Linked DNA regions of Homo sapiens: all the other regions are linked to region 1. The links are chromatin loops, found by intact Hi-C in ENCODE. Cell type or tissue: PC-3. All regions are shown on one strand. Links, peaks and the distances in the headings refer to the core of each region. The heading gives the core; the rest is flanking DNA.

Evidence for each region. Hi-C counts contacts between places; a loop is a spot of excess contacts. Peaks named below come from ENCODE experiments on the same cell type or tissue, not always from the same donor. Only the 100,000 strongest peaks of a DNase experiment are listed, where the experiment ranks them.
Region 2: a loop joins it to region 1, with 5 times the contacts of the local background. A loop is called at or near these places in 12 of 110 quality-filtered maps.
Region 3: it touches region 1 in a loop (2.4-fold over the local background); 11 of 110 quality-filtered maps call a loop at or near these places.

What each region holds. Positions count from the first base shown.
Region 1 is chr1:161,376,864-161,386,801 of GRCh38, reverse strand. LOC124904443 (a long non-coding RNA gene) reads right to left here and starts at 1,402. Exons shown (of 2, transcript XR_007066693.1): 1 at 1,204-1,402; 2 at 1-340. It also overlaps the pseudogene RRM2P2. In PC-3, for the core only: CTCF peaks have their summits at 4,247 and 4,452 (motif pointing right); DNase peaks (open chromatin) are centred at 4,141 and 4,421; H3K4me3 peaks cover 981 bases; H3K27ac peaks cover 2,326 bases.
Region 2 is chr1:161,736,385-161,746,322 of GRCh38, reverse strand. No RefSeq gene overlaps it. Among named protein-coding and RNA genes, the nearest start is that of DUSP12, 8.4 kb to the left of the region's middle. RefSeq lists enhancers at 2,120-2,279, 7,116-7,325. In PC-3, for the core only: CTCF peaks have their summits at 4,675 (motif pointing right) and 7,412 (motif pointing right); DNase peaks (open chromatin) are centred at 2,042, 4,682 and 7,412; H3K27ac peaks cover 1,335 bases.
Region 3 is chr1:161,435,443-161,445,380 of GRCh38, reverse strand. TRG-TCC4-1 (tRNA-Gly (anticodon TCC) 4-1) reads left to right here and starts at 5,139; the gene lies at 5,139-5,210. TRD-GTC2-1 (tRNA-Asp (anticodon GTC) 2-1) reads left to right here and starts at 4,485; the gene lies at 4,485-4,556. It overlaps TRL-CAG1-1 (tRNA-Leu (anticodon CAG) 1-1), which reads right to left and starts at 3,848; the gene lies at 3,766-3,848. It overlaps TRG-GCC1-1 (tRNA-Gly (anticodon GCC) 1-1), which reads right to left and starts at 2,077; the gene lies at 2,007-2,077. RefSeq lists enhancers at 1,305-2,162, 2,163-3,020, 3,021-3,878 and a silencer at 4,821-5,060. In PC-3, for the core only: CTCF peaks have their summits at 4,695 and 4,905; a DNase peak (open chromatin) is centred at 4,860; H3K4me3 peaks cover 1,275 bases; H3K27ac peaks cover 513 bases.

The sequences.
Region 1 (9,938 bases), core at 1,130-9,129:
TTGGAAAGTCCCTAGTTATATAAGTTTTTGGCTACTTCCAATTGGTTGAGCTTAAGTTTTGTTTTTCTTTAATACAGGCATTTACAAGAAATGGCTCAACATAAGTTTCCCTTGTGTTTGTAAATCAAGGTTGAGGTCACTTATGAGGCCTAACTGGTTTTGTCTGCTCAGAGATTCTTCAGGCCTGGTCTCCATTTTAATTTACTTCAACATATGTCTGAGGTTATGCTGGCTGTTGGCTGGGATCTCGGCTAGGATTGTCAGCAGGAACACCTACGTGGTTTCTCCATGAGGTTGCTCTGCTTCCTCATATCCAAGGTGGCTGGATTCTGAGTGACTCCTAAGACAATCAAGTGGAAGATGTATAACCTTTTTTGACCTTGCATCACTTCCACCTTACCTACAGGCCCACCCAAGTTCAAGAGGAAGGAATACAGACTCCACCTCTTAATGGGAGGAGTGTCACACTAAAGAAGAGCATGTGGTGTGGAATATCTTGTTACAACTCTCTTGAAAAAAGTACAACCTGGCTGGGCGCCATAGCTCACGCCTGTAATCCCAGCACTTTGGGAGGCCGAGGCAGGCGGATCACCTGAGGTCAGGAGTTCAAGACCAGCCTGACCAACATGGAGAAACCCCATCTCTACTAAAAATACAAAATTAGCTGGGTGTGGTGGCGCAGCTAACGTGGCTCCCAGCTACTTGGGAGGCTGAGGCAGGAGAATCGCCTGAACCCAGGAGGTGGAGGTTGCAGTGAGCCGAGATTGCACCACTGCACTCCAGCCTGGGCAACAAGAGGGAAACTCCCTCTTAAAAAAAAAAAAAGAAAAGAAAAATACAACCTGCCACAGCCATTAAATTTCAAAGTGGTTATACAGAAATAGATAACCAGGACTTAGTGCTATGGGGGTTTACTTAGTTCACCTAGGTAACTGCTTGGTATTGTTCGATTTGCTACAATGAAATCTGCTAGTATTCCTTCTCTAATTAAAAAAATAACTTTAGGCTGGGAGTGGTGGCTCATGCCTGTAATCCCAGCACTTTGGGAGGCCGAGTCAAGCAGATCACTTGAGCCCAGGAGTTCGAGACAAGCCTGGGCGACATGGTGAAACCCTGTCTCTATAAAAAATACAAAAATTAGCTGGGCATGGTGGTGCAAGCCTGTGGGCCTAGCTGCTCGGGAGGCTGAGATTGGAGGATCACCTGAGCCTGGGGAGGTCGAGGCTATAATGAGCTTCGATCTTGCCACTGCACTCCAGCCTGGGTGACAGAGTGAGATCCTGTATCAAAAAAAAAAAAAGTGTTTAAAAATAAATAACTTTAAAAGAAGACACCTGAAATTGTGGCCAGACCTAGATTCTCATTCTGATTCCAATATTAACTGATTATGACCTTGGGCAAATCAAGTTCTCAATATCTCAATTTAAAAATGTTTCTAAGTGAGATAAAATAATTTAAATATTCTCTTACAGTAGCTGGAAAAGGCAAACAAAAGCAACATTGTATATTACATGCAGTTTTGCAAAATTTGGGCTCAAGTTCCTTGAGATGCTTACAAAAAATAAATTCAGTGGCTAAATAAACTGAGGAAATGCTGTATATTATATCCCTCTCCCACTCTTGAAGAGTCTCAGTAAACATTAGGAAATTAAACAGGCCGGGCGCGGTGGCTCACGCCTGCAATCCCAGCACTTTGGGAAGCCGAGGCGGGTGGATCACATGAGGTCAGGAGTTTGAGACCAGCCTGACCAACATGGAGAAACCCCGTCTCTACTAAAAATACAAAATTAGCTGGGTGTGGTGGCACATGCCTGTAATCCCAGCTACTAGGGAGGCTGAGGCAGGAGAATCGCTTGAACCTGGGAGGCGGAGGTTGCGGTGAGCCGAGTACTCCAGCCTGGGTAACAAGGCTGCACTCCAGCCTGGGTAACAAGAGCAAAACTCCGTCTCAAAAAAAAGAAAAGAAATTAAACATCTGAGCATTCCCGTAGGAAATAAATTTATTCAATTTGTTTAACCAATCAAATTAGATGAAGGCTAGAGATTTCAGATTTCAGGGTCTGGACTTTTGGGAACAGGCTGGTGTGGGGGTTTGCCAGACTACCTGAGTTTGGTAACTGGTTCTACAACTTACTGTGTGTTCTTGGAGAAGTTACTTAACTTTCCTAAGCTTCAATTTTTTCATATGCAAAATGTGCTATTATTATTCTAGTTTTACATTTGGTTGTTGCAAAAATAAGTTAAACCTTTTTGGTTACATTTTAATTTAATCACTACTATAATGATGATGCGACTACCAACACTGATCTAGATAGACTGTAGTCCAGCTTCTTTTTTTAGTTTTTTAATTTGATCTAGACTTTTTAGGAAATTACTCTGTGCAAGATTTCTGACAAAAGACAAGGGAGAGGGTAAAATTTAGAGTAGTTTGGGAGGTCGAGGCGGGCAGATCACTTGAGGTCAGGAGTTCAAGACCAGCCTGGCCAACATGGTGAAACCCCATCTCTACTAAAATACAAAAATTAGCTGGGCATGGTGGTGCACACCTGTAATCTCAGCTACTCGGGAGGTTGAGGCATGAGAATTGCTTGAACCCAGGAGGCAGAGGTTGCAGTGACCTGAGATCATGGCACTGCACTCCAGCCTGGGCAACAGAGCAAAACTCTGTCTCAAAAAAAAAAAAAAAAAGAGAGACACAAGATCTCATCCTGGCATCAGTCACTGGTATCTCCTTTCATTACTCCTTGGCAGTCCTCAGTAAGTGTCATATTGCTTTTTTTCCCAATTTTTTTTATTGTGGTAACATTATATAACATAAAATTTATCATCCTAACCATTTGTGAGTGTACAGCTCAGTGGTATTAAATACATTCATATTGTTTTGCAACCATCACCGTTATCCATTTCCAGAACTCTTTTCATTTTGCAAAACTGTAATTCTGTACTCATTAAGCAATAACTCCCGATCACCCCTCCCCTCAGCTCCTGGCAGCCACTCTTCTAATTTCTGTTCTATGATTTGGCTACTCAAAGTACCTGATATCAGTGGAATCATACAGCATTTGTCCTTTCATGACTAGCTTATTTCACTGAGCATAATGTCCTCAAGTTTCATCCATGTTCTGGCATGTGTCAGAATTTCCTGCCTTTTCAAGTCTAAATAACATTCCATTATTTTTCACATTACCTTTTGTTACTTTAGGAATCATGGTCTGGGGGCTGGCCTTTAGCAACCAATATGTTTGGGGAGAGAGATATCTTCCTCAATGGCCTATCTTCTTTGTTGATGGATTCCTAGAGAATTATGCTACATTTTGCATCCAGGAAGGGTCACCACACCTAATTAGCCCACTTTTTTCCTCCAGAATTTTAATGTGTCTGAAAATTCACCTCTTAAAGGAGGAAGTGAAGGCAAGAGAAAGAAAGATGTGGGAATTGGCAGAAATAATAATTCTTCAAATGAGTCCCTTCCTAGACAGCATTCTCAAGCTAGGTATGCAAAAGAGCAGGACCACAGAGCTGCATTAAGGAATTAGATTTTATAGGATCAGAAAACAATCTTAGGAAACTGGGCCATTTTTAGTCTTCATTTCTTTTTGTGTTCTTATCAAAAATTGTAAAGGGGGTGGAAGATACATGCTGAGGTGGCAACCAACAAACATTCTCTTCAGAGGGTAAGACCACAGTGCTACAGAGAATGGAGAAAAATGTCATATACTTCCACAAACCAGAGTCAATGTTAGGAAAGATTTCACTCTAACGGCTTCCCTGCTAAGGGAGTTCTTCCATGAGTAGCTTTCACTGTGCAAGATCAGATGAGACCTAGGGTAGCCCAGGACACAAGGATCCTCCCATAATCCCCCAAGGGGCCACTTTCAATGTGGGCTAGTCTCTGCCCGTCCCTGCCAGGAACTGAAGAGGCTGTGCCAGTACCTTTTCCCCTGATCAGTCTCTGGGAAGGCAAAGCTTTTCTGCATCTGCCCTCAGTGGTTAGTGAGACTGTGGGATCGTCCTGAAGGACAGGAGGTCCTGGAGTTCACCCTCATGACATCATATCTGGCTTAGGACCATCACTCTTCATGTCCTGCTCATCGCTGTTCCTCACCATAGTTTCTCCCTAATGCAATGCCTTGTGGGGAGCTATTTCCCTGAGTACACAGTGATATCAGGATGTGAATCACCTTTTTCTGGGCAGAGGTGGTGGAATTTTTTACCATCATGAAGCTGAGGTTCCTTGCCCATTCTGAGTTGAATAACCCAAATCTTGGCTCTTAGAGCTTCTCATATCCCTAATTCCTTATAAAACTTAACTCTGTCCCCAGCTCTTTACTATCCCATTGCTCAGTATCTTCTACCACGTCCTCCTTCTCAAGACTCTGATACCTAAAATATACAATTTTACAGCAGCAGGAGGAAATAGGCAAAGGATATTTTCCTTTGTGGTGCTGGGTGTTGGGGATTAGTTGTAAAACTAGTCTCCACTAGAGGGAGACTTAATCTCAAGAAAGAAAACAATATGATCTGTGTCAAGTTGAGAGGAAGCAGAGGTATTAACTGTTTATATAGCTTTTGTATTATAGCCAACTATCTCTTCTTTAAAAATCTTTTTGTTGTAAAAATGAAGAGAATTTATTTATTTATTTTAGAAATTTTTAAAATTTTGTTTTATAACTATGTAAAATACTTGGGTTTCAAAATAAACGCTATAAAACAAGGCATATTTAAATAAGTTTATCATCTACCTCCACACCTTCCATATCACTCCTTCTCTCTCCCTAAAGGTAATCACTTGATTTTTAGTAGAGATGAGGTCTCATTTATGTTGCCCAGCTAGTCTGGAAGTTCTGACCTCAAGTGATCCTCCTGAAGTGCTGGGATTACAGGCATAAGCACCGCAGCCGGCCATGGTATTTCCTTCTCTATGAAATGTTTGTTTAATCTGTAGCTCAGCTTCCTTTTTCTTTTTCTTTTTTTTTGAGATGGTCTTGCTCTGTCGCCCAGTCTGGAGTGCAGTGGCTCGATCTCAGCTCACTGCAACTTCTGCCTTCTGGGTTCAAGTGATTCTCCTGCCTCAGCTTCCCGAGTAGCTGGGATTACAGGCGCGCGCCACCAAGCCCAGCTAATTTTTGTATTTTTAGTAGAGACGAGGTTTCTCCATGTTGGTCAGGCTGGTCTCAAACTCCTGACTTCAGGTGATCCATCCGCCTCGGCCTCCCAAAGTGCTGGGATTACAGGCGTGAGCCACCGTGCCTGGCCCCTTCTTCTTTTTGTAATGAAAAACAAACAAAAAAGCACACTTGGCCAGGCCCAGCACTTTGGGAGGCCGAGGCGGGCAGATCACGAGGTTAAGAGATCGAGACCATCCTGGCCTACCTGGTGAAACCCCGTCTCTACTAAAAATACAAAAATTAGCTGGGCGTGGTGGTGCGCACCTGTAGTCCCAGCTGCTTGGGACTCTGAGGCAGGAAAATCACTTGAACCCGGAAGACGGAGGTTGCAGTGAGCCAAGATGGAGCCACTGCACTCCAGCCTGGCAACAGAGCGAGACTCCGTCTCAAAAAACAAACAAAAAAACAAAAACACACACACATACACAAAACAACCCTCTTTTACTGAGGAGTATACATACAAACAGACAACCACTAAGAGTCCCTCACACTTTCTTTTTTTTTTTTTTTTTTTTTTTTTTTTTTGAGACTGAGTCTCACTCTGTCACCCAGGCTGGAGGGCAGTGGCGAGATCTCAGCTCACTGCAACCTCTGCCGCCTGCGTTCAAGCGATTCTCCTGCCTCAGGCTCCCGAGTAGCTGGGATTACAGCCGTCTGCCACTGCACCTGGCTAATTTTTGCTGTTTTAGTAGAGACGGGGTTTCACCATCTTGGCCAGGCTGGTCTTGAACTCCTGACCTCGTGATCAGACCGCCTCGGCCTCCCAAAGTGCTGGGATTACAGGTGTGAGCCACCACACCTGGCCCCCTCACATTTTCATGTACTGACAAAACTATTCCATCTTTTTTTTTTTTTTTTTTTTGACAGTGTTTCAGTCTTGTTGCCCAAGCTGGAGTGCAATGACACGATCTTGGCTCACTGCAAACTCCACCTCCCAGGCTCAAGCAATTCTCCTGCCTCAGCCTCCCAAGTAGCTGGGATTACAGGTATATGCCACCATGCCCAGCTACTTTTTGTATTTTTAGTAGAGAAAGGGTTTCCCATGTTGGCCAGGCTGGTCTCGAACTCCTGACCTCAGGTGATCCGCCCATCTCAGCCTCCCAAAGTGCTGGGATTACAGGCATGAAACACCACACCCGGCCTAAAATAAATTTTTAGGACAGATCAGGCTGGCCCCATTTTCTAGCCCAGTTTTTTACAGAGCTATTAGTCTTTTTCTTCCCTATTTTTAGAAGTTTTTCCTGAATCAAATATATTACTCCTTTGTAATGTAATTTATAAATTTCTTTTCCCATTAGTCTTTTTACTTTTTTTTGTTATTATGTAAAATTTATCAATTTGCATCTATGGGGATAATCAAACATTTTTTCCACCTTAGATCAATTAATATGGTGGATTATATTAATAGATTTCCTAATATTATATGTTCTTGCATTTTTGGAATATTATCCAGTTGGTCATGATAAATATTTTTTAACATGCTGTTGGATTCACTTTGCTAATGTTTTATATATATGTATCAATATTAATACAAAAGTGAAATTGATCTATAATGGTTTTTTTTGTTACAGTCTTTGTCACGATTCTAAAATTGAGGTTTGGAAATCAATGTTATACTTACTTTGCAAGATGATTTTGGGGGTTTTCCCTTTTTTGTCATAGTCTAAAATAGTTTTAAAAATTAAAGATTTGTTTTTTAAAGTTTGGTAGAATCATCTGTAAAACGATCTGGGCCTGCTTTGTTTTGTAGGGGAACTCCTTAACTAGTTTCTATGATTATTTTATGTTACTTGGCCGGTTTAAATTTGCTGTCTCTATAGGGGCAAATTTTGTTAAATTGGATTTTCTAAAAAAATCCATTTAATGTAGATTTTAAAATATTTTTACAAGAATATTTTTCAAATTTCTTCTTTTGTGTCACTTTATTTCCAGTTTCATGGATTTGTGCTTTCCTTAGCTAGGAAATTATCAAAATTATTTTTACAAAGAAACAGTTTTGGATTCTTTAATTAATATAATGCTACCATTGTTATTGTTATTGTTGTTGTTTTCAAACCCATTAACTTCTGCCTTTATTTTTACTAATTTCTTATTTTTGTGTCATTCGGTTTACCCTGGGTTTTGTGTATAATATTTTGAGTTGGATTGTTATTTATTTTTACTTATATAGGTATTTAATGCTATAAACCTTTCCCTCATAGCTGTTTTTGCTGTTTCCCATAAATTCTGGGGGTTTTCATTGCTATTTTCAAAAACTTCTCCCGCGCCACCACCATGCTCTCGGTCCGCGTCCGGATCACTTCCATCGCTGACCCACAGCAACAGCAGCTCTTGCTGCTGAAGGTTCTCAGTCTGGCCAACAAGGAGAACACGCCCTCGACCCTGAGCGGAACTCGCATCCTGGCCAGCAAGGCGGCGAGGAGGATCTTCCAGGAACCAGCGGAGCCGAAAACTAAAATAGCTGCTCCTGGCGTGGAGGATGAACCACTGCTGAGAGAAGACCCCGCCACTTTATCATCTTCCCCAACGAGTACCATGATATTTGGCAGATGTATAAGAAGGCGGAGGCTTCCTTAAACCGAGGAGACCGAGGAGAGTGATTTTATATCCCGTGTTCTGGCTTTCTTTGCAGCAAGTGATGGCATAGTAAATGAAAACTTGGTGGAGCGATTTAGCCAAGAAGTTCAGATTACAGAAGCCCGCTGTTTCTATGACTTCCAAATTGCCATGGAAAACACACATTCTGAAATGTATAGTCTCCTTATTGACACTTACATAAAAGATGCCAAAGAAAGGGAATTTCTCTTCAACACCATTGAAACACCTTGTGTCAAGAAGGCAAATTGGGCCTTGAGTTGTATTGGGGACAAAGAGGCTACCTATGGTGAATGTGTTGTAGCCTTTGCTGCAGTGGAAGATATCTTCTTTTTTTTTCTTTTTTTTTTTTTTTTTGAGACGGACTTTCGCTCTTGTTGCCCAGGCTGGAGTGCAATGGCGCGATCTCCGCTCACTGCAACCTCCGCCTCCCGAGTTCAAGCGATTCTCCTGCCTCAGCCTCCCGAGGAGCTGGGATTACAAGAATGCGCCACCACACCCAGCTAGTTTTTGTATTTTTAGTAGAGACTGGGTTTCTCTATGTTGGTCAGGCTAGTCTCAAACTCCTGACCTCAGGTGATCCACCCACCTCAGCCCCCCAAAGTGCTGGGATTACAGGCTTGAGCCGCCGCGTCCGGCCATTAACAGCATCTTTAAAACTGTGTAGCTACCTCACGACCAGGCCTGTTTATTTATAATGCTGGTGGTATCACCTTTTGCCAGCAGGCTGGCTGGCTGTGACTTACCATAGCAGTGACAGCAGCAGTCTTGGCTTTAAAGTGAGGGGTGACTCTCTAGTGAGCTTGGCCCAGCAGGATTAAACATTCACTTAACTAGCACAGGCAGTTGAAAGATGCAGCCTCCCTACTTCAAAGCAGATTTTGTTTACTTAAATATAAAACTGGCACTTTACAAACATTGTTTGTACTATCAAGGTAATAATAGCTTGATTTATTTGGTTTCTACACCAAAGTATTCTGCTGACCACTAATTGGAGCCAATTCAAAATTCACTAAGTAACTAAAGTAAGTTAAACTTGTGTAGACTAAGCATATAATTTCTAAATTTTATTTTCTTGAATGAATTAAAATATTCCTTAATCAACTTTAAAGTCAATCCTGTATATAGCTAGATATTAGTCTGTTGGTGCCAGATAGAAGACAGGTAGTGTTTTTTATCCTGTGGCCTGGGGAGTGTCCTGGGATTCTCTGTCCTATCTGAGTAGAGTGTTGTGGATTAAGGAATCTCTCACGGCAAAGACAGATGAGAAATTTAGGCATGATCTGGGCCTTCATATGTGTGAGAAGCCATATCATTTTATTTCTCACTATATTTTCCCCAACTTCTAGTTGATAAGAAAAAATTATTGAAGAGTTTTTATATGTGGGGACTACAGTGGCATTGTAAAATTTCAAGTCATCCTTAAACAAAATGACCCACCTAAGATCTTGCTCCTGTTAGGTGGTGAAATCAACTGGAGTTGGTTCCTAAAAGTTGTTTATTCTAGTCTTGTTTAAGTAGGTTGTGTGAGTTAATAGTTAATTCATTTACATTTACTATATGGCCCTTTTTTTTTTTTTAATAGAGTCTCGCTCTGTTGCCCAGGCTGGAGTGCAGTTGTGAGATCTTGGCTCACTGCAACCTCTGCGTCCCGGGCTCAAGCCATTCTCCTGCCTCAGCCTTCCGAGTAAGTGGGATTACAGGGCCCACCGTGGTGGTGGGCTAATTTTTGTATTTTTAGTAGAGACGGGGTTTCACCATGTTGGCCAGACTGATCTCGAACTCCTGACCTCAGGTGACCCGCCCCCCTTGGCCTTCCAAAGTGCTGGGATTACATGTATGAGTCACCACGCCCGGCCTACATGTCTTTGAAATTAGAAAATATTTTTTAGGCTGGGTACAGGCTTGAGCCACTGCACCTGGCAAACTAATATTCTTAATAGGGCTAGTTTGAATTAATCTGCCTTTATGTTTGGGAAAAAGAAAGCTGAGACACTACATGAAAGATGATGCAGGATATGTGTTGATCTTTTGGCCCCATTTGTTAATTTTATTATCTATTTGAACATTGTCCTGTTCTATTTTTAGTTTTCCTAATCATTTATTATATAGTCAATTTTAAAATTTCTGTAATATGAGATTTTCTATCTTTTATTGTTACCTAAATAAACCCAG
Region 2 (9,938 bases), core at 600-8,599, 360 kb before region 1:
CAGATGACCTGAGGTCAGGAGTTTGAGACCAGCCGTGCCAACATGGCGAAAACCTGTCTCTACTAAAAATACAAAAAAAAAAAAAAAAAAAGGCGGGGCCCAGTGGCTCACACCTGTAATCCCAGCACTTTGGGAGGCCAAGGCAGGCAGATTACCTGAGGTCCGGAGTTCAAGACCAGCCTGGCCAACATGGTGAAACCCCATCTCTACTAAAAATACAAAAATTAGCCAGGCATGGTGGCAGGCGCCTGTAATCCCAGCTACTTGGGAGGGTGAGGCGGGAGAATCACTTGAACCCCCTTGAACTCATGCCACTGCACTCCAGCGTGGGCAACAGAGCGAGACTCCATCCTAAAAAACAAAAATGAAAACAAAACCTTAGCTGGGCATGGTGGTGCATGCCTGTAATCCAGCTACTCAGGAGGCTGAGGTAGGAGAATCCCTTGAACCCCGGAGGTGGAGGTTGCAGCGTGCCGAGATCGCATCACTGCACTCCAGCCTGGGTGACAGAGCAAGACTCCATCTCAACAACAATAAAAACTTTGAGGACATTATGCTAAGTAAAATAAGGCACGACTGTAGATGCTGAGGATATAAAGATGTATGACAGTCTTTGCCCTCAAGGAACTTGGTGAAATGCTGGAGTGAAAGTAAGTAAATAGCTAATTAGTGTTATAGTAGAGGCAAGGGCCGTGTACTAAGGGAGCACATGGAGGCATCCAATCCTAATGGAAGGAGGGTAATTAGGGATGGCCTCCCAGAGGAGGTGATGCTTGATCTGCATCTTGAAGGATGAGTGGGAATTTGTCAGGGAAAAAGGAGGGAGATGAGGAAAGAAGTTCTAACCGGAAGGACCAACATCTTCAAAGGCACAAAGGCCAGAAAGCCCCATCGAAGTGTAAATGTGTTGTTGGAAAAGGGAGAAAGAAGGATGATGCAGATGGTGTTCACAGTTGCTTTCAGGACACTGGAAAGATAGGCATGACCAGATCATAAGGGCAACGTATGCCTTGCTAAGAAGTTTTAAATTTTTCCTAAAGATCGTGCAAATGCTAAAGAAGTTTAAGCAGCAGAATAATGCCACTTGATTTGTATTTTAGAAAACAACCCTGACTACAGTGTGTGGAATAGGCTGGGAGGACAATTCTAGAGGCAGAGTCTGGTTAAGAATTAAGGCAATAATTGAGTCAAGGAATGAAGGGTGCTGGTAGAGGAAACACAGAGGAAGGGAATGTGTTTAAGAGCGATTAAAAAGGCAGAAGGGAGGAGGCTTAGAGACCAAATGGATATGAGAGAGGAAAGAGGGAGGAATAAGAGATAACTTTATTTCTAGTTTGAGTGATTGAGTGGATGATGATTTCATTCACCAAGATGGGGAACAAAGGAGGAGGGACAGTTTGGAGAAAAGTAAATGTCATCATTGGCTGGGCTGGCTGGAGACTGGGATATGACCCTCAGAAAAGAGATAAAAAAGAGATCCAATCATCATCATCATCATCATTTTTTTTTTTTCTTTTTGAGATGGAGTCTTGCTCTGTCGCCCAGGCTGGAGTGCAGTGGTGCGATCTCAGCACACTGCAACCTCCACCTCCTGGGTTCAAGCTATTTTCCTGCCTCAGCTATTCTTCTTCCTCAGTTCAAGATATTCTCAGCCTCCCAAGTAGCTGGGATTGCAGGTGCGCACAACCCTGCCTGGCTAATTTTTTTTTTTTTTTTTTTTTTTTGTATTTTTAGTAGAGACAGGGTTTCACTATGTTGGCCAGGCTGGTCTTGAACTCCTGACCTCAGGTGATCCACCTGCCTCGGCCTCCCAAAGTGCTGGGATACAGGTGTGAGCCACCATGCCCAGCCCCAGTCATCATTTTATGAATGAACTAGGATTGATGAGATTGCCTAGGATGAGAGAATAAAATACAAAAAGAATTGAGCAATTGCTGAGGAAAAATAAGATTTAAGGGACACATAAGCAAAAGGAACCCACAACAGAAACTGAGTCATAGTGGAACAGATAATAAGAAAATTTGGTATCTTAGAAACCAAGGATGAGTCATACTAGAGAGGCCAAATAAAGTGAGGACTAAAAGCTTTCATCAGGTTTAACAATCACAAGGTCTTAGTATCCATAGCGAGAGTAGTTTCGGTGAGATTGTTGGGAGTGGGGTTGGGGAAATGGAACCTGATTGCAGGAGGCAAGGAGGAAGTGGAAAGCAGGAAAATGGAGGTGGTAGGTGTGGACTCAACTTTCAAGATGAAAGAAAGGAGAGACCATACCCAAAGGGAAGTGTGCAAGAGGGAGGTGTTTCTTTTCTTTTTCTTTTTTCTATAGGAAAAGTTGTAGACATATCAGAAGAGGGAAAACAGTTAAAGATACAGGAGAAAAGGAGTCCTTGAATTAATTAGGGGGTGGAATGGGATCCAAAGCCCAGTGGATGATTAACCTTTTCCATGGTAACCAGAGGAAAGAAGAAAATAATGGGTGGGGATGAAGGGAGGCTCAGGAGTTTTGGCGGCAAGAAGTTAAAGGCATTCTCTTCTGATGGTTTCTATTTTCTGGGTGAAATAAAAACCTAGTTTATATGCTGTGAGGATAGAGCTGTGAGAAGAATAGCCAGTTTGAGGAAAAATTGCCTGAGGAGAGTGGCGAATATGTGAATACTCTCTGTGGAGAGCATACATGGAAGCAGACCTGTGGGAACGGGCTGCTGAAGGCCTAGTCAGTGTTCAGATCATAAATATAAAAGACGTATGTGTAGTAAAGGGTTAACTCTGCAGGTTCTGATTGCTCAAGCCCTGCAAGTTCAAGGAATGGTCTGTCTTCGGGAGGACTGGCCCTTGACCAACTCCTCATGCCACACTATATCAGTTTGACTAGATATGCTAACAGCGTGACTATGGTAAAGCCTGTTTCCGTATGCCTGAGGCCCTGGGCCATGCTGTATCAGTTTGACCTCCGGGAGGCTGGAAATTGAGTAGGTAAGGTCAGTCATGCAGGTGACGCATGCCCATGCAACTGGCCCGCAATAAAAACCCAAGGCTTGGGTGAGCTTCCTGCTCGGCAATACTTCACACATGTTGCCATGCATCATTGCTGGGAAAATTAAGCACATCTCTGTACAAATTCTTCTGGGAGGCCATACCTGGAAGCTTGCACCTGGTTTCTCTTGAACTTCACCCCTGGGCCTTTTCCCTTCGCTGAATTTTAATCTGTATCCTTTCACTCTAATAAACCATAACTTTGTATATCAGCTTTTCTGAGTTCTGTGAATCCTCCTAGTAAATCAGTGAGCCTGAGGGAGCCTGAGGGAGCCTGAGGATGATCTTGGTGACTGCCGATACAGCATCCACTGTCTATAATATTGAATAACTGGAGACATCTAAATGACTACAAGTAATAGATTGGTTAAATGGGTTGTTTTATCAATTCAGTGAAATACTAGGCAACTACTAAGAAATATAACAAAGAGGGATGTGGTAGCTATATCAGAAAGTTTTTTAAAATAATATTTTTTTATTTTGTGGGTACATACTAGGTGTATATATTTATGGGGTACATGAGATGTTTTGATATAGGCGTGCAATGTGTAATAATCACATTACAGAAAATGGGGTATCCATCCCCTCAAGCATTTATCCTTTGTGCTACAATCCAATTACACCCTTTTACTTATTTTTAAATGTAAAATTATATTATTATTGAGTATAGTCATCCTGTTGTGCTATCAAATACTAGGCCTTATTCTATTTCTTTTTCTTTTGGTAACAATTAATCATCCTCACCTCCTCCCTAACCGCCAGCTACCCTTCCCAGCCTCTGGTAACCATCCTTCTACTCTCTATCTCCATAAGTTCAATTGTTTTGATTTTTAGATCCCATAAATAAGTAAGAACGTGCGATGTTTGTCTTTCTCTACCTGGCTTATTTCACTCACATAATGATCCACAGTTCCATCTATGTTGTTGCTAGTGACTGAATCTAATTCTTTCTATGGCTGAGTAGTACTCTATCACATGAGTACCACATTTTCTTTATCCATTCATCTGTCGATGGACACATAGGTTGCTTCCATATCTTGGCTACTGTGAATAGTGCTGCAGCAAACACGGAAGTGCAGATATCTCTTTGACATACTGATTTCCTTTCTTTGGGGTATATACCTAGCAGTGGGATTGCTGGATTGTATGGTTATATCATAAAGTTTTAAAAAGCTGGTTTACAAGTAGAAATGTCTGAGCACATTTACTTTAAAAATACATATATGTATGCACATATATGAAAAATGTTGAAAGATAGATGGTATATAAAACCATTAACTAGTTATTTATGGGAGTGGGCATTATGAGAGAGACTTACATGAAATGCATTATGTACTTCTTCTTATATAGTTTTTATTTATCTATTTCAACTAGTATTATTAAAATTCTTCACCATGAAGAATAATAGATATTTATATTCTGGAAAAGAGGTGAAACGTAAGGGTTCATTTACTGACATTTTATTATGGTATCCTTAGAAGTGAGATTTCCCTTCTCAATTCCCTAAAATTACTGCATAAGTTCCTTCAAGGATAGGGGCAGGAGACACATCTCGATTGTTACTGAATGCCCGCAGAGGCTGGCTCAGTATATATCTAACTGGGAGTGAATTTAACAGCTTCTGTATTTAGGATTTTAGCCACTAGGGGGCATTATTTGCCTTTTGGTAAAATACGTTTTCTCTGCACTTGTCTTGAAAAAAGGAAAAATGAATATGGAAGCCCTGTAAGAGCATAATCAGGATGTTAGGCCCAAGGAAGGAAATGCTATCTTTAGAGAGGGAGCTGGGTTGCTTTCCCGTCAAGGAAAGGAGAAGAGGCTCTCTGTTTTAGGATTAGTAGATACACACAAACACACACACACACACACACACACACACACACACACAGCCACAATTTGTTTTTATCACCATTAAAACTGCAATCTTGATGAATATTGAGTAAGCAAAAATTTCTTATAAATGCTAAGAGATCGTCAAGTGTGCGATGGCTTGCTTTTTTGAGAAGGCACCCATTTTATGTAACAAGGCTGACCGCATGCGGATACACATGACCCCAGTCTTCTTACTCTAGTTGTTTCTCAAAACTTGTGGGCTTCTAGAGCATAGTCACAGTTGTGATTTATAATTATCATCTATAGAACATTTACTATAAGTGCAGATCTCTGCTGAGCAGTCACAGAGAAATTTCCCTTCTTTTGTCTCATCACCTCCTCATCATGGTCCAAATACAAGTTCCTCTTTCTATTAATATTTCCAGCATTGCCACCAGTGCCCTCCTGCATCCGTGAGTTATCAGTAACTGTTTGTCAATTTTTACAATTATGTTCTTAATGCGACTTAAGATCTAGGACAGATGTGAAAATATACTTTGAGGCTCCCAAATAACAATGTCGAACAAAAATATAAATGGAAGAATAATAACATGATTCTATAGAAGGTAGGTACCTAGGACGTGATGAGTTCAAATTTAGCACTGTCTTTGAGGCACATAGTCTGAGGCCAGAGAAAACCTAGAAGTGAATCCCAAGCTGCATCTGGGCCTGCTACTTACTAATAGGTAATCGTGTACTCTTAAAAAGTTATTTGATTTCCCAAGTCTCAGCTCCTTAATATGTAAAATAGGAATAAGTATAGGCACATTGCAGAGCCGTAGTAAGAATGGACAACATATCTCATTAGTGCGATAAAGAAATTCTAAGTTAAACCACTGCACTAGAGGCAGTTCAGAGAGGATGCAGAACAGGAGAGGCTGGAGCTATGGTGAAGAAGTGGCCTGGAGAAATGGCTATGGGTGACTGGTGAGAAAAGCTGTTGGGCAGAGATAAATCACTACACAACCAGTCCAGGAATTCAATGGCCATGAGAACTTAGAGAAAAGTAGATCTTAATCATCTACCCTGCCACAACCACATCCCTAAGTCTGCATATTCATTTAGAGGCTCGTCTTTGTAAAGATGTGTCCTCCTTCTGTAGCACCTATTATCAAGATTCTGAGGCAATAACTTCAGCTCTACAGAACCCTAGGACCAGCGATAATGGATTGGTAGTTGAAGCCCTCTCACTGCGTAGGAATAACTTGGCCAACTGAGCAAATAACTCTTCCTGCCCAACTTCCGACCCTCCCCACCCAACCCAACATTAGCACATCCATCACATTGTTTATCTGTCCTTCTGAGAAATGCTGGGGCAGGAACCGGTTCGTGACATTTGGGCCATGCTCTCAGTTCCTTTTTTGATTCAAGAAGAAATTGGTAAACAGAGAGTCAGATGAGTGGGGCAAGGGAGACCACAGATGTTCCCCATTCCACATCAGGGTTTGCTGAGTGACACTTTGCACAAACCCTCTCCCTCCATTCTTCCCCGGACAGACAAAATGCAGAGAATGGCCATGGGTCCCGTCACAACCTTGGAGAGCTTTTGCTGCCTGCACTTAGGCCAGTGTGTTATAGTGGAAAGAGCTCTGGACTTGCATGCACAAACCCTAGATTTAAATTTTGGTTCTGTCACGTAGTAGTTAAATAACTTTGGCCCAGCCAGTTAAGCTCTCTGAACTTCTGTGCCCCTATCCAAAAAAAGTTAAGGCCAATAATGCCTTCTCTAATATTCCCTAAAGGATTTTTGAACTAGAAAAATCAGAAGTCCTGTAAACTTTAGGTTAGTCCACAGATTATTTCCAAATCCTTTAAGATGTCATGCCAACAAACATATCTCCTTACCACCAAATATATCCCCTTCTTTCTCCCAGATGTCTCAAACCATACGTTCAATTGACAGTACAAACAAAATACTTTGGCGGCTGGGACAAAGAAATAATTCATTTTAGCTGGAGGAAGCTGGGAAAAATTCTTAGAATAGGTGACTTTAAGCTGGGTCTTTCCCACGGGTGAAAGAAATGAGGGATAAGGGCCTGGAAAGGGTGGTAGAAAGAGCGATGAGGCAAAGGTGGCAGAGACATGAAGGCTAAGACACTTGAAGTTGTTTTATTCAATGTGCCTGGCATGTCTAGGCAAAAAGGAGAATTAGTTTTGAGACTTTGCAAGCTGTCTTGGAACATGTGTTCAGTCACCCTGGCCACATCCGCCCTTATGGTGGCCACAGAGTCGCAGTGCTGTCATAGGCCAGGGCTCCTGCAGTCTCGTGTCCTTGTCCCTCACAGGCTTCATGTTCACAGCCCTCTCACAGAGGATCTCAAATCCCCTTACTGGGGCTACAGGGGTACTCCATGGGCAAGTCCCACCTGCTTCTATACCTTCAGGCTATCAAACCTTAAGGCTGCCTCCAATCCAAAATGATATTCTCAGGGCAGATGACTGCAGGAAGGGCTTGTAAATGCTCCTAAAAAGAAGCAGTGTCCACTAGGTGCCAGCATGAGCTTACCAAGAATGGTCTTGCCCTGATAGTCTGTTTTTTTGGTTTTCTTTTTTTTTTTTTTTGACAGGATGAGTAGACAGGCAGATTAGGGAAATGTTCATATACTGGGTACTTCCCTAGGCTTCTGGACAGACCTCCTTGTGGACAAGGGAGATAATTATGAGCTCAATATGAGAACAGTCAACTACTCAGCCTGGCCAATATGGCGAAACCCTGTCTCTACTAAAAATACAAAAATTAGTCAGGCATGGTGGCAAGCACATGTAATCCCAGCTACTCTGGAGGCTGAGGCAGGAGGATTGCTTGAACCCAGGAGGCAGAGGTTGCAGTGAGCCAAGATCGTGCCACTGCACTCCAGCCTGAGTGACAGATTAAGACTTTGTCTCAAAAAAAAAAAAAAAATACAAAAAAAATAGAGAGAGAACAGTCAACTAGGCTGGTAATTGGTCAAACAATCATACCAAAAGAGTACAACACAGATAGGTAGCGATCAAGAAATAGATTTCTAGTGAGATAGAGCTCCACCCAAATTTCTTTCATCTGCTTTATTCAATTTTTTAAAAAAGTAATTTTGATTAGAGCATAAAGATATGCTTACCTAATATGCATGTGTTACAAGCTGGGAGGGACTGTACTGGGATCAAAAATTGTCTTATTACATTAACAAAGACATAATTTAAAAGAGATAAATATAAGGTATAAGGTTTTGCATTTTGGTCCCCAAAATGAACTGCATAAACAAAAGTTGGGGAGCAAAGAGGTGTGCTTTAGATGAAAACAATCTCTCTGGTAAGTTTATAGGCAATAAGCCCAATGGGGCTGGAGAATATCACGAGTCCTGGAGAGGAAGCTATCTCGTTAGGCTACATTCAACTCCATGTAAATGGCTGGAGTTCTATTTCTATTCCATCACTATCAAGTCATTTCAGCTCTCTGGGTCTCAATTTCCTTTCTCTCAAATTAACAAGTTAGACTAAATCCCTAAGTCTTTTCCAGCAATAAAATTCTAGGACTAACCCCTTTGTTGTCTGTAGAGGTGGTGTCAACATCCACTCATTACCATCTCAAGTGCCTTTCTGAACTGCAGAGCCTGGAAATGTAAAAGGGACCGTGACTCCCCTGCAGTGAGGTGCTTGGTGTAATTTAAGTCTGGCCATTCAGAAGCCCTTATACAACACATGGAAGGTAAAAGTGAAGCGGAGGCTGTACTACTGCAGCTGATGTTGCTTCTGGAAACCTGGTTGAGAAAGATTTTGGTTTTTCTTTACCAGCAATAGTACCTACCTAGTGTCCAGGATCTAGCTTTGTGTTGCTAGGGGCAGGGCCCTGAGCATCCATTCCTTGGACCATAGAAGACAGGTATGGTCTTGGCACCGTAGCAATAGCAGTGTCTCTTCTATCGTGACTGTTTTCTTAATCATAGCAATGGCTGTGTGACCCAAGGCTGGCAAATTTCTGATCTCAGAAGAGGCAGCAACTCCCTTGTTGAACTGATATTGGGAAACTTTGCTGAGAACACAAACTACAGTCTGTCTCTTCATCTCTCCCAACCATTTTGTAAGCTATTAAATACTGTGTAATAAATTCCTTCCTCCTTAATCCAGCTAGAGTTAATTCTGTTCTCTGAAATTGAATCCTGATCAATATAATAATATACTTAAAAAGCTCTTTTTTAAAATAAAAGGCCTGGAAGAGTGCACATCAAATTGTTAAATAGTGGTTACATCTATAACCCACTGAGGGAGTGGGTGGGAGGATGGCAAGAAAAATAGGCTTAACATTTTTTTAATACAGTATGAAGTTTTCAAATAGACTATATTCATAATAATGTTTGAAAAATTAAATAAAGTGTAACTTGTATGTTAAAAGCACAATTCATTACCTGATCAAAATGTAGCTCTTTTATCTTTCAAAATCAATTTAAAATGTATTCAGTGTGGGTAATCCTCCCTGGCTCACAGCACCCTGCTACTCAAAGTGTGGCCCAAGAACCTTCAACATTGGCATCAATTAGAAGCTTCTCAGAAATGCAGACTCTCAGGCCCCACCCCAGACCACTGAATCACAATCTGCATTTGCCGTGGATATTGGCAAACTTTAATGTACACATGAATCACCCAGCGCCCTGGTGATTCATGTGTACATTAAAGTTTGCAAATAGCCATGATTTTTCTGCTTCTTTAGGTAATGGAGAGTCTTATAATGACTTTAGGCTACAAGTATAGTTTCAATTTCTAAATCAGGATGCCCATTCTAGATGTTAATCAGACCTCCAGTCTTTATCCAAAGGTAAGTCTGTCTTCTTACTTATCCATTTAAGGTGTTGACTTGGGGAAGGGACTTGATTGGTGTTTCTCTCTCTCTCTCTCTCCCTCTCTCTCTCTCTCTCCACATCCCCTCCTCCTCTCATTAGCGTCTGTTTGCTTCTCACGTAGGCCAAAGTAGGAGAGCAGAGGGAAGAAAGGGAGAATAGGTAAGGGAACAGAAAGTTATTTGGCTGAGCTGCTTTCTACTCTCTGAATTTGACAGGTGG
Region 3 (9,938 bases), core at 1,332-9,331, 58 kb before region 1:
GAAGTTTGCTTCCCATTGCCTGACCTACGCTCTCTATCGTCTCTCCAAATGTCAAGGAACATGTGGAGATGGTACCTATCCCCAGCGCCAAGATTCGCTGTGGGACTTTTTTCCCATCCCCTCCTTAGCACAGATGAGCCCAGTTCTCCAACCTCTATTCAACCCGTACTGATCTTATTGTTTGGCTGATTCCCCAGGTCAATGGCAGAAGTCAGTCGACTTCTTGCCAAAACCCCTCTGTAGGGGCAAAGTAGACGTCCAACCAACTGCACAAACCTGTCCCGTGTCATTCGTGGGATCTTGGCACAGTCGGATCACCTGCAGGGACCAGACCCTATCGGGGATAGAGATGTTTGCCATCCCCACGGGAGGCTGGCTTGCTTGCCAGCGTGTTGTGGGTGGATGTCAGTGGGTGACAGCGACGGAAGAAGGTGTCCGATCCCGTGGCTGGCGTCCACCCTAGCCCGGGGCAAGGGGCTGACACCAAGGAAAGGAGAGAAGCATGTCGCGTGCTGGGAGCTGGAAGAAGGAGTCCAGGGTGTCCAGGGGGTGCACAGGGCTGGCTGGCCAGGTCTGGGAGTGAGGCTGTGCAGTCAAACGGAGGTTGTGCAGATGCCTGGGGCGTTAGGGCACCTCGCGGGCTGCCTATGCCATAGGTCGGAGGGATCCCAGCTGGTGGCGGAGCTGGCGTGAGTCTGAAGAGGCTGAAGGAGGCCAGGGCTGGGGGATATGAGTCGTCTGAGAGAGGGGCATTGACGGCGAGACGGAGAGTTGGCTGTGTGAGACAGAGACAGAGAGATAGAGACATAGAGACAGAGAGAGAGAGAGAGACAGAGAAAGACAGAGAGTGAGAGAGAGAGAGAGTGAGAGTGTGAGTGTGTGTGTGTGTGTGTGTGCGCGTCAGAGTGTGTGTGTGAGTGAAGGGGTGGGTGGCGTGAGACAAAGGTGGGGGAGGGAGGGCTGAGCCTGAAGGCTGCTGGGAACACTACATTTTCAGCCGGTTGGTCTGGGCAGGAACGAAGTCTGTGTGGTCAAAGGGGACCCGCGCCGGCGAGACTGGGATGCTGCTTGGGCTGGGCGGTCAGAGTATGGAGTGGGGCTGGGGTGAGGTGGCAAGCAGCCCAGGGTGGGAGAGACATCGTGACAGAGCGACTGGAGGCCACGTCCCACGTCCCAAAAGGGTAGGGAATGCAACTGGACCCGAGACATAAATAAGCCGTCTTCAGGACGCACATTCACGTCTCAGGCATGTGTCTGGGGCTGAGATGAAAAGAGGTCCGAGGGGGAGAAACAAGGCAGCATCCTCGACTAAAGTGGTGGATTGGGGTTAGGTTGGGAGTTGCGACATGGCGGTGGTGGTGCCGGCAGAATGAGGGGAGAGAGTGTGGAGTAGCCGGAACACGGTGAATATAGACGGTGCACATGCCACGCGTACACTCGTGTGGTCGCGTTAAGGACTGTGTGACCAACTAGGGGAAAGTGATGAGTTACTCCCTGGAGTCGCGACTTCCTTCCTACTGGAAGGGCAACCATGGCATCATTTTCTGGATGTGGGGAGCCAGCGAGGGGTGGGGGGGAGAGAGACAGAGAGAGAGAGAGAGAGAGAGAGAGAGAGAGAGAGAGGTCGAGGCGGTGAAATGTGAAGAGAAGGGGTGGTGCGAGTGGCTGCAAGCCCGTGGTGCCTGGCGGTGTTCCGTGAAGTGAAATGCGTCGGGCAGAGGCGGTGGCAGGGCAATGAAGAGAAACAGGACCAGGAGGCTGCCAAGTTCTGGTGTCTGGCGCGCTCTCGTGTCTGGAGGGGTTGTTGTCACCAAGGTGTGTGGGTGCGGGGGGTAGGCTCATCCCTAAGTCAGTCGAGAGAGGCACGGAAGAAAGGGCAGAGGGCCGTCGCGCGTGGGAGCGCAGCCGGTGCCGGACTCGCTCGCGCGCCCCGAGTGTAAGGAGGCGGCAGAGGCGAGCGCAGCTACGCCTTGGTGCTGCTGCAGCACCAAAATGGGAGGGCGTGCTGCATGGGCCGGGAATCGAACCCGGGCCTCCCGCGTGGCAGGCGAGAATTCTACCACTGAACCACCCATGCACCGATGGCAAACGCCAACGGAAGCTGGCACAGCGGAACTCGCCACCAGCCGCCGTTCACTGGTCACCGCCTGCCGTGGGCCTCCGTCCTATTGCAGCGTCCACGAGAGGCTGGCCCGATGGGGCGAGCAGAAGGGGAGGCTCTCGTCACGTCGAGGGACCTGAGGCGGGGCGCGGAGGGAGAGCGGAGGGAGAGAGGCCGACTCGTCCCATCTTGCGCTTTCTCTGCCGCCCAGGGTCGAGAGACTGCCCGCCGGGGTCTCCAGGGGAAGGACCGGCCGTGGCCCGCGCCCGAATGCCCGTGTGGGCAGATTTGCTGTGGCGGGCCTTGCTGAGCGCGGATCCCCGGCACAGACCCAGAGTTTTTGTGTTTTGTTTTTGTTGTTTCTTTCTGTCTTTCTTTCTTTCTTTCTTTCTTTCTTTCTTTCTTTCTTTCTTTCTTTCTTTCTTTCGTGTGGTGTTTTTTTTTTTCACCACCGTGGGGCCAGCCTTCTCACTTGTGTCACCAGCAGGTGAGAGGCGGGATGGGTGTGTCAGCGAGCGGGGGCGGCGATGGGGAACGGGTCTCGCAGCCGTGGCGTGCGGCTCAGAAACGCAGACCAGGTCCGTGGGCGCCTCGCTCCTGCGCTCTGACCCACGCCACCGGCTCGCACTTGGGGTCCGGCCCCCTGGGCTGGTAGGGAGGCTGGAGCGCGAGAAAGGAGCGGAGGAGCGCTTCGGCAGAGCCGCAGCTGGCTGACCCTGGAGAAGGCGCGCTGGGTGTGGCTGGGACGGCCCAGGCCGCGGCTTCCCGCGTGGGGATGCGCTGTGGCGCAGAGCTGGTCCCGGCGGGGCCAGGCGTTTGTGGGCGGGTGACGGGGATCTAGGGCTTCCGCTCGTGATTCCTCTTGGGCTGTCTTTCCGGGTTTGGACTCGCCTGCCCGGCTGTGTGCAGGGTTCCCGCTGCCTCTGGCCGGCAGGCGTCCGGGCTGCAGGTGGGCCGGCAGGCAGGTGTTAGCGGGAAGGGAGCACAGGTAGCGAGGTGGGATCGGCGACCTGGCTAGGGTGTCGGCAGAATGGAATGCGCGGCCGGGGTCCGAGGGGTCGGAGGAAAGGACAGGATGTTGGATGGCGTGCCTCTGGTGGGAGACGTGTGTGCGGCTCCACGAGCGAGTCGCTCGCTGCTGCTCAGCGGTCAGAAGTTGGAGGGTGAAACCGGGCGGGCTGTTCAGGCCAGGACGCCTCTGGGCAGCGCAGCGGCGATTCAAGGCGGTGGGCGGTGGGCGGAGGCCGGTGGGAGGAAGGAGGGAAAAGGAGGAATAGGGGAAGAATCTGGGCTGTGTCTGTTTGGGCGAGTGAGGAGAAGGCGGGCGGAGGAGATAGGCAGGGAAGAGCGTGGAAGGTGGTCGCGGTCGCTCGCTGTGTGTGGGGCCAGGGAAGAGGGCGTGTGAGGTGGTGGGGAGGGCGTCTGTCCGAAGGGCAATTGGTAGAGGGTCGCGGGCGCTGGCGCATGGTCCTGGGCTGTTTCTGCGACAGCCGGCGGGTGGGCAGGAAGAACGGACGTGCCTGAGAAGCGGCGGCGTTTTGGAGGCTTGCTTCAAGGGGGCTGGAGTCTGGAGAGCGGGCAAGGGCTCAAGGCAGGAAGCGGCCAAAGGTGCTCCAGGGTTGCCATGGGCGTTGCCCTCCGGCGGGCGGGCCAAAAGGTCGGCTTGTCAGGAGTGGGATTCGAACCCACGCCTCCAGGGGAGACTGCGACCTGAACGCAGCGCCTTAGACCGCTCGGCCATCCTGACGGCGCGCCGGGGCGCTTCGCCGCTGGCATGGCTGGGACCCGGCGCGAACGCCTGCGCCCTTGGCCGGCGCCTGTCTGGGTTCGGTGCGCAACCGACGGACCGCGCGGGGGGAGCGGGCGCCAAGTGAACGGAGCCGGCTGGCGTTGGCGTGGACGCCCCCGCGTCCCCACCCCGGACCCAAAGGGTCCGCGTCGGGCCGGCCGCCGCCGGCGCACGCCCCAGCCCCCGCGCCTCCGCTCGCCGAACCCCGCAGGGCGTGCGCCCACCGCGTCCTAGGAGCAGCGGCCTGACTGTTTCGCCCGCGCCTCCTCCTGCCCCGGCGCGATCCCCGCGTTGGAGACAGCAGGCAGGGCGCGCGGGGAGGTTCCACGCCGCTCCGGTACCTGTCGGGGTCCGGCTCCGGCTCCGGGTCCCAGCGGGATCGCAGGGTGCTTTGTTGGGTGTCGGGGTAGGTCGTGCCAACGGTGGCGGGGGGCGGGTGGCAGGTGACGGGTGGCGTGTGGCGGGTGGCGGGCGGCGGGCGGCGGGTGGAAGGCGAGCACGCGCCCGGCCCCTGCCGTCGGGGGAGGGGATCAAGGCAGGGCTAGGCGTCCGCGGTCGGAGTGGGGTCTGGCGTCCCGGCGACCGTCGCCGTCGTCCTCGTTAGTATAGTGGTGAGTATCCCCGCCTGTCACGCGGGAGACCGGGGTTCGATTCCCCGACGGGGAGGCAGCCGTGCTTTTTGGGCCGCCGCCTCGGACCCAGCCTGTGGGCCCTCCTTCTCCTTCCTCCGCCCTCCAGCTAGTCGCAGGGTGCCATCTCGGGCCTGGCCTGCCTGGCCCTTTGGCCTTCTGGGCCTCCTTGGCCTCCTGTCTTTTCTTCTCGTCCGCGGCTTGGTAGCGGCAGCCGGGAGGCCTCCTCTGGCCCTGCACGGCGCCCAACGAGCTGCCGGCTCAAAGTGGTTGTCGGAAGAGGCTTTCTGCGACACACGGGGCCCTGCGCCCGGTGGGAAGCGTAGGAGTGGGGACCCTGCCGGCGCCGGCCGTTTCCCCCCCGGGCACCTGTTGGGGAAGGGCTCTGGGGGCCCGAGGCGGCGAGTGAGCGAGAGCGCCCCCAGAGGCAGGCGGGCGTAACGGGTCAGCCGCGCTGGCCTTGCACCGGTGGGGCGCGGGGCGGCCTTTGGAGAGGCCGCGGCAGCGCGGAGCTGCGGGCGGGCGGACGGACCGGGCGTCGGGGCCGGCCTGCCCCGGGCGTCGGCGGCGCGCTGGTGGGAGCCCCGGGCCGGCGCGGCGGGGCTGCCCGCGCCGTGCGGCGTTGGTGGTATAGTGGTGAGCATAGTTGCCTTCCAAGCAGTTGACCCGGGCTCGATTCCCGCCCAACGCATCGGGCGGACCTTTTGCGGAGATCCCGCGCGCGGAGCTCGCGTCGCAGCTTGGCCTGTGGCTGCGTGCCTGTGCGCCGGGGAAGGAGGCTTGCGGTGTTTGGAGGGTGTGCTACCTACCTCCACCCATCTGTCCTTTTGGCCTGGCTGACGCCACCTTCGCAACATCGGCTTTGCAGCTCTTCCTTGTCATGTGCTCACCTCGCTGCCACTGTTTCTCAGCGGCCAAGCCCACTGGCCAGGTCAGGCTTTCTCCTCGGATTGTCGCCAGGTGACCCACCACCACCACCAGCAGCACCCTCGCACTCTCTTCTGGCCACGGAATGCTCCAGTAGTGTGGAGCAGAGCGGCTTCCGCCAGTCCAAGCCGGGTGGCTGAGGGGCCACTTCTCTCTCGGCTGAGGGGGATCTACGCCTAATGATTGGGCCACCCGCCAGAGCCACTCATGCCAGCAAGCTCACTGGCTTTTCCAAGGCATGCCAGACCCTGAGCGCGGGATCCCTGATTGGGCTCCACGGGTGTCAGCGGCTTTGGTAGAAATGGCAGCAGAACTTGAGGAGCCGAGACCACGGGCTATGGCGCTGGGGAGGGAGAGCTGTGACAATCACTCTTGTAGCATGACTATGTTTTTCTTCATGCAGACATGATATTGGTGGGATTCCTGTGACATGTGGTGATGCTTGTACATTGCGTAATGATCCATGATCAACTGAGGGGTTGTACAGTATCTGTGGGTATCCATCCAGTGGGTATCTGTCATCTCTACCTGTTGGAAACAACTCATGTGCTGTCTTCCAGCTCTTTGGAAACACACTCTAATACATCGTTGTTACCTCTAGTCGCCCTAGTCTGCCATAGAACTTTAGAACGTATTCCTTCCATCTACCCACATGCTCATACCCATTTCGCCAACCTCTCTTCACCCCAGTCACCTACACAGCCTCTCCAGCCTCTGGTGTCTATCGTTCTACTCTCTACCTCCACAAGGTGAACTTTTTGTGCAGCCACGATAGTAGTGAGAACCTGCCCTCTCTGTCTTTCTGTGCCCGGCTCATTTGATGTTACATCATGACCTCCAGTGTCTGTCATTTTGCTGCCAATGGCAGGATTTCATTCTTTTTTTTTTTTATGGCTGTGTTTGTTAATAATGAGTGTCAACTTGATTGGATTGAAGGATGCAACGTACTCATGCTAGGTGTATCTGTGATGGTGTTGCCAAAGGACATAAACATTTGAGTCAATAGGCTGGGGAAGGCCCACCCATACTTAATCTGGTGCGCACGATCTAATCAGTTGCCAGCCCATATAAAGCAGGCAGAAAGACGTGAAAAGGGGAGAGTGGCTTAGCTTCTCCACCTACATCTCTCTCCCATGCCTGATGCTTCCTGCCCTCTTAACATTGGATTCCAAGTTCTTCTGTTTTGACCCCTGGACTAGCTGCCCTTCCTCCTCATGCTTGCAAACAGTGTATTTTGGGACTTTGTGATTGTGTAAGTTAATACTTAATAAACTTCTATGTGTGTGCGTGTGTGTGTTTGTATGTGTGGATATATATACATATATCACGTTAGTACTTTCCCTCTAGGGAACCCTAACTTGTACAGATTTTGGTACCAGAAGTAGTTCTAGAGGAATAGAATATTAAGGATGGAATTCTCTCATTGGTTTTGAGGTTTCTGGAGTCAGCTACTTAATATGATTAGACCCAATAATGCTAAAGACTCTACTTCTAATGCGATGGAAAACACTGATAGTCCTTGGTGTGAACTGTTTAGAAAGTTATGCAAAACAAATGCATTTGACACTCCTGATTCACCACTTGTGAGAGTCAAGGAGTTTAGTGACTCTATACATAATACCTTTGGACATATGTGGAGAACCAATGAATGTAATGAAGCTGTTTTTTTGCCCCTAAGTTCAGTGGACAAATTGATGAAAGAAAATGATGAACTCAGGGATTCTGTCTTTCAGCTTCAGAAGCAGATACTGAGCCTCAAATCTGCTAAGATTTTCCTGAGTGAGAGTCTTATCTCCTGTAGGGAAACAGCTGAAATTGTGGAAAAACAGACACAAGCTCTTATGTCAGTGGCTGATCTGCAATGAAAGGTGCATGCACAGCCTTGCCAGGTGTCTGCTGTTAAAGTGAGGGCATTGATTGGAAAAGAATGGGACCCTGCACCTTGGAATGGGGATGTGTGGGAGTTACCTGATGAAGCTGGGGACACTGAGCTTGTAAACTCTGATGAACCTTTTTGGCCAGAAGGAACAGCTTCCCCATCCCCAGTAGTGGCAGCATCCCCTCCTTGACCCATGCTGCCATCAGCCTCTCCACCTTTGTCTGAGGAGATAAACCCTGTGCTGCCTGAGGCAACAGTGATGACCTCCTCTGAGGCAGTTGCCAGGCAAAATAATGTTGATTCTCCTTAGGAGCCACTCCCAACACCTCTGTTTGCTTCTAGACCTATAACTAAAGTCCTGGCAGGCTCCTAGAGGTGAGGTTGAAAGTGTGACCCATGAGGAGTTGCACTACATTCAAAAAGAACTGCTTGAGTTCTCTAATTTATATAAACAGAAATCTGGAGAACAGGCATTGGAATGGATATTGAGGGTATGGGATAATGGTGGAAGGAACACAGAGGTGGATCTGGCTGAATTTATTGATTTGGGCCCACTAAGTAGGGACTCTCCATTTAATGTTGCAGCTCAGGGAGTTTAAAAAAAAAAAGGTTCTAATAGCTTATTTGCTTGGTTAGCTGAAATATGGATTAAAAGATGGCCCACTGTTAACAAGCTGGAAATGCCTGATCTCCCTTGGTTTAATGTAGAGGAATGGATCCAAAGGCTTAGGGAGATTGGGATGGTGAGGTGAATTAGTCACTTTCGACCTACTCATCCCAGCTGGGAGGGTCCAGAAGATATACCCTTGCAATTAATGCCTTGTGAAATAGATTTGTGAGGGCAGCACCTGCATCTTTGAAGAGCCCTGTAATTACTCTTCTCTATATGTCAGATCTAACAGTGGGAACTGCAGTCAACCAACTACAAAATTTACTTACAATGGGAATAATTGGATCCCAAGGTGTCAGGGGCCAAGTGGTGGCACTCAGTCGTCAAAGACAAGGTGGGTGTAGCTGCCGTAATGGACAGCAGAGACAAAGCAGCAATCACAATAGTCTGACTCATGTAGAGCTCTGGCATTGGCTAATTAATCACTGTGTTCCTAGAAGTTAAATTGGTAGGAAGCCTACTGAATTTCTACTTAATTTATATAAGGAGAATTCTACATTGAAGGGACAAAAGGCTAATTTGAATGATAAAAACAGAGAATCATGGCCCCTCAATCAATTTCCAGACTTGAGCCAGTTTACAGACCCAGAACCCTTTGAATGAAGGAGAGGCCAGTTCCCCTTGAGGAAGGACCCCACTACATTACCCACAATTTATGCAATGAATCTTTCTCCAATCCTTCCCCAAGTAAATCTCTGGCCTTTTACCAGGGTAACTATGCATTGAGGAAAGATAAATGATCAGATATTTCACGGACTACTGGACTCTGGCTCTGAGCTGACGTTGATTCCAGGGTACCCAAAATGTCGTTGTGGCCCTCCAGTTAAAGTAGGGGCTTATGGAGGTCAGGTAATTAATGGAGTTTTAGCTCAGTCCGACTTATAGTGGATCCAGTGGGTCCCCAGACTCATCCTGTGGTCATTTCCCCAGTGCCAGAATGCATAATTTGCATAGACATACTTAGCAGCTGGCAGAACCCCCACATTGGCTCCCTGACTGGTAAGGCTATTATGGTGGGAAGGCCCAAATGGAGGCCATTAGATCTGCCCCTACCTAGAAAAATAGTAAATAAAAAACAATATCACACCCCTTGATGGTGACATCAAGGACATGAAAGACACAAGGGTGGTGATTCCCACCACATCCCCATTCAACTCTCCCATTTGGCCTTTGCAGAAGACAGATGGATCTTGAAGAATCACAGTGGATTATCATAAGCTTAACCAAGTGGTGACTCCAATTGCAGCTGCTGTACCAGATGTGGTTTCATTGCTTGAGCAAATTAATACATCTCCTGGTACCTGGTATGCAGCCATTGAGTTGGCAAATACCTTTTTCTCCATTCCTGTCCAGAAGGTCCACCAGAAGTGGTTTGCCTTCAGCTGGCAAGGCCAGCAATATACCTCAAGGGTATATCAACTCTCCGGCTTTGTGTCATAATCTTATTCAGAGAGATGTAGATCACTTTTTGCTTCTGCAAGATGTCACACTGGTCCATTACATTGATGACATTATGCTGACTGGATCCAGTGAGCAAGAAGTAGCAAACACACTGGACTTATTCGTGAGACATTTGTGTGCCAAAGGATGGGAAATAAATCCAACTAAAATTCAGGGACCTTCCACCTCAGTAAAATTTCTAGGGGTCCAATGGTGTGGGGCCTGTCAAGATATTCATTCTAAGGTGAAGGATAAGTTGCTGCAGTTGGCCCCTCCTACAACCAAGAAAGAGGCACAACACCTAGTGGGCCTATTTGGATTTTGGAGGTAACATCTTCCTTATTTGGGTGTGTTATTCTGGCCCATTTATCAAATGACCTGAAAGGCTGCCAGTTTTGAGTGGGGTCCAAAACAGGAGAAGGCCCTGCAACAGGTCCAGGCTGCTGCGCAATCTGCTCTGCCACCTGGGCCATATGATCCAGCAGATCCAATGGTGCTTGAGG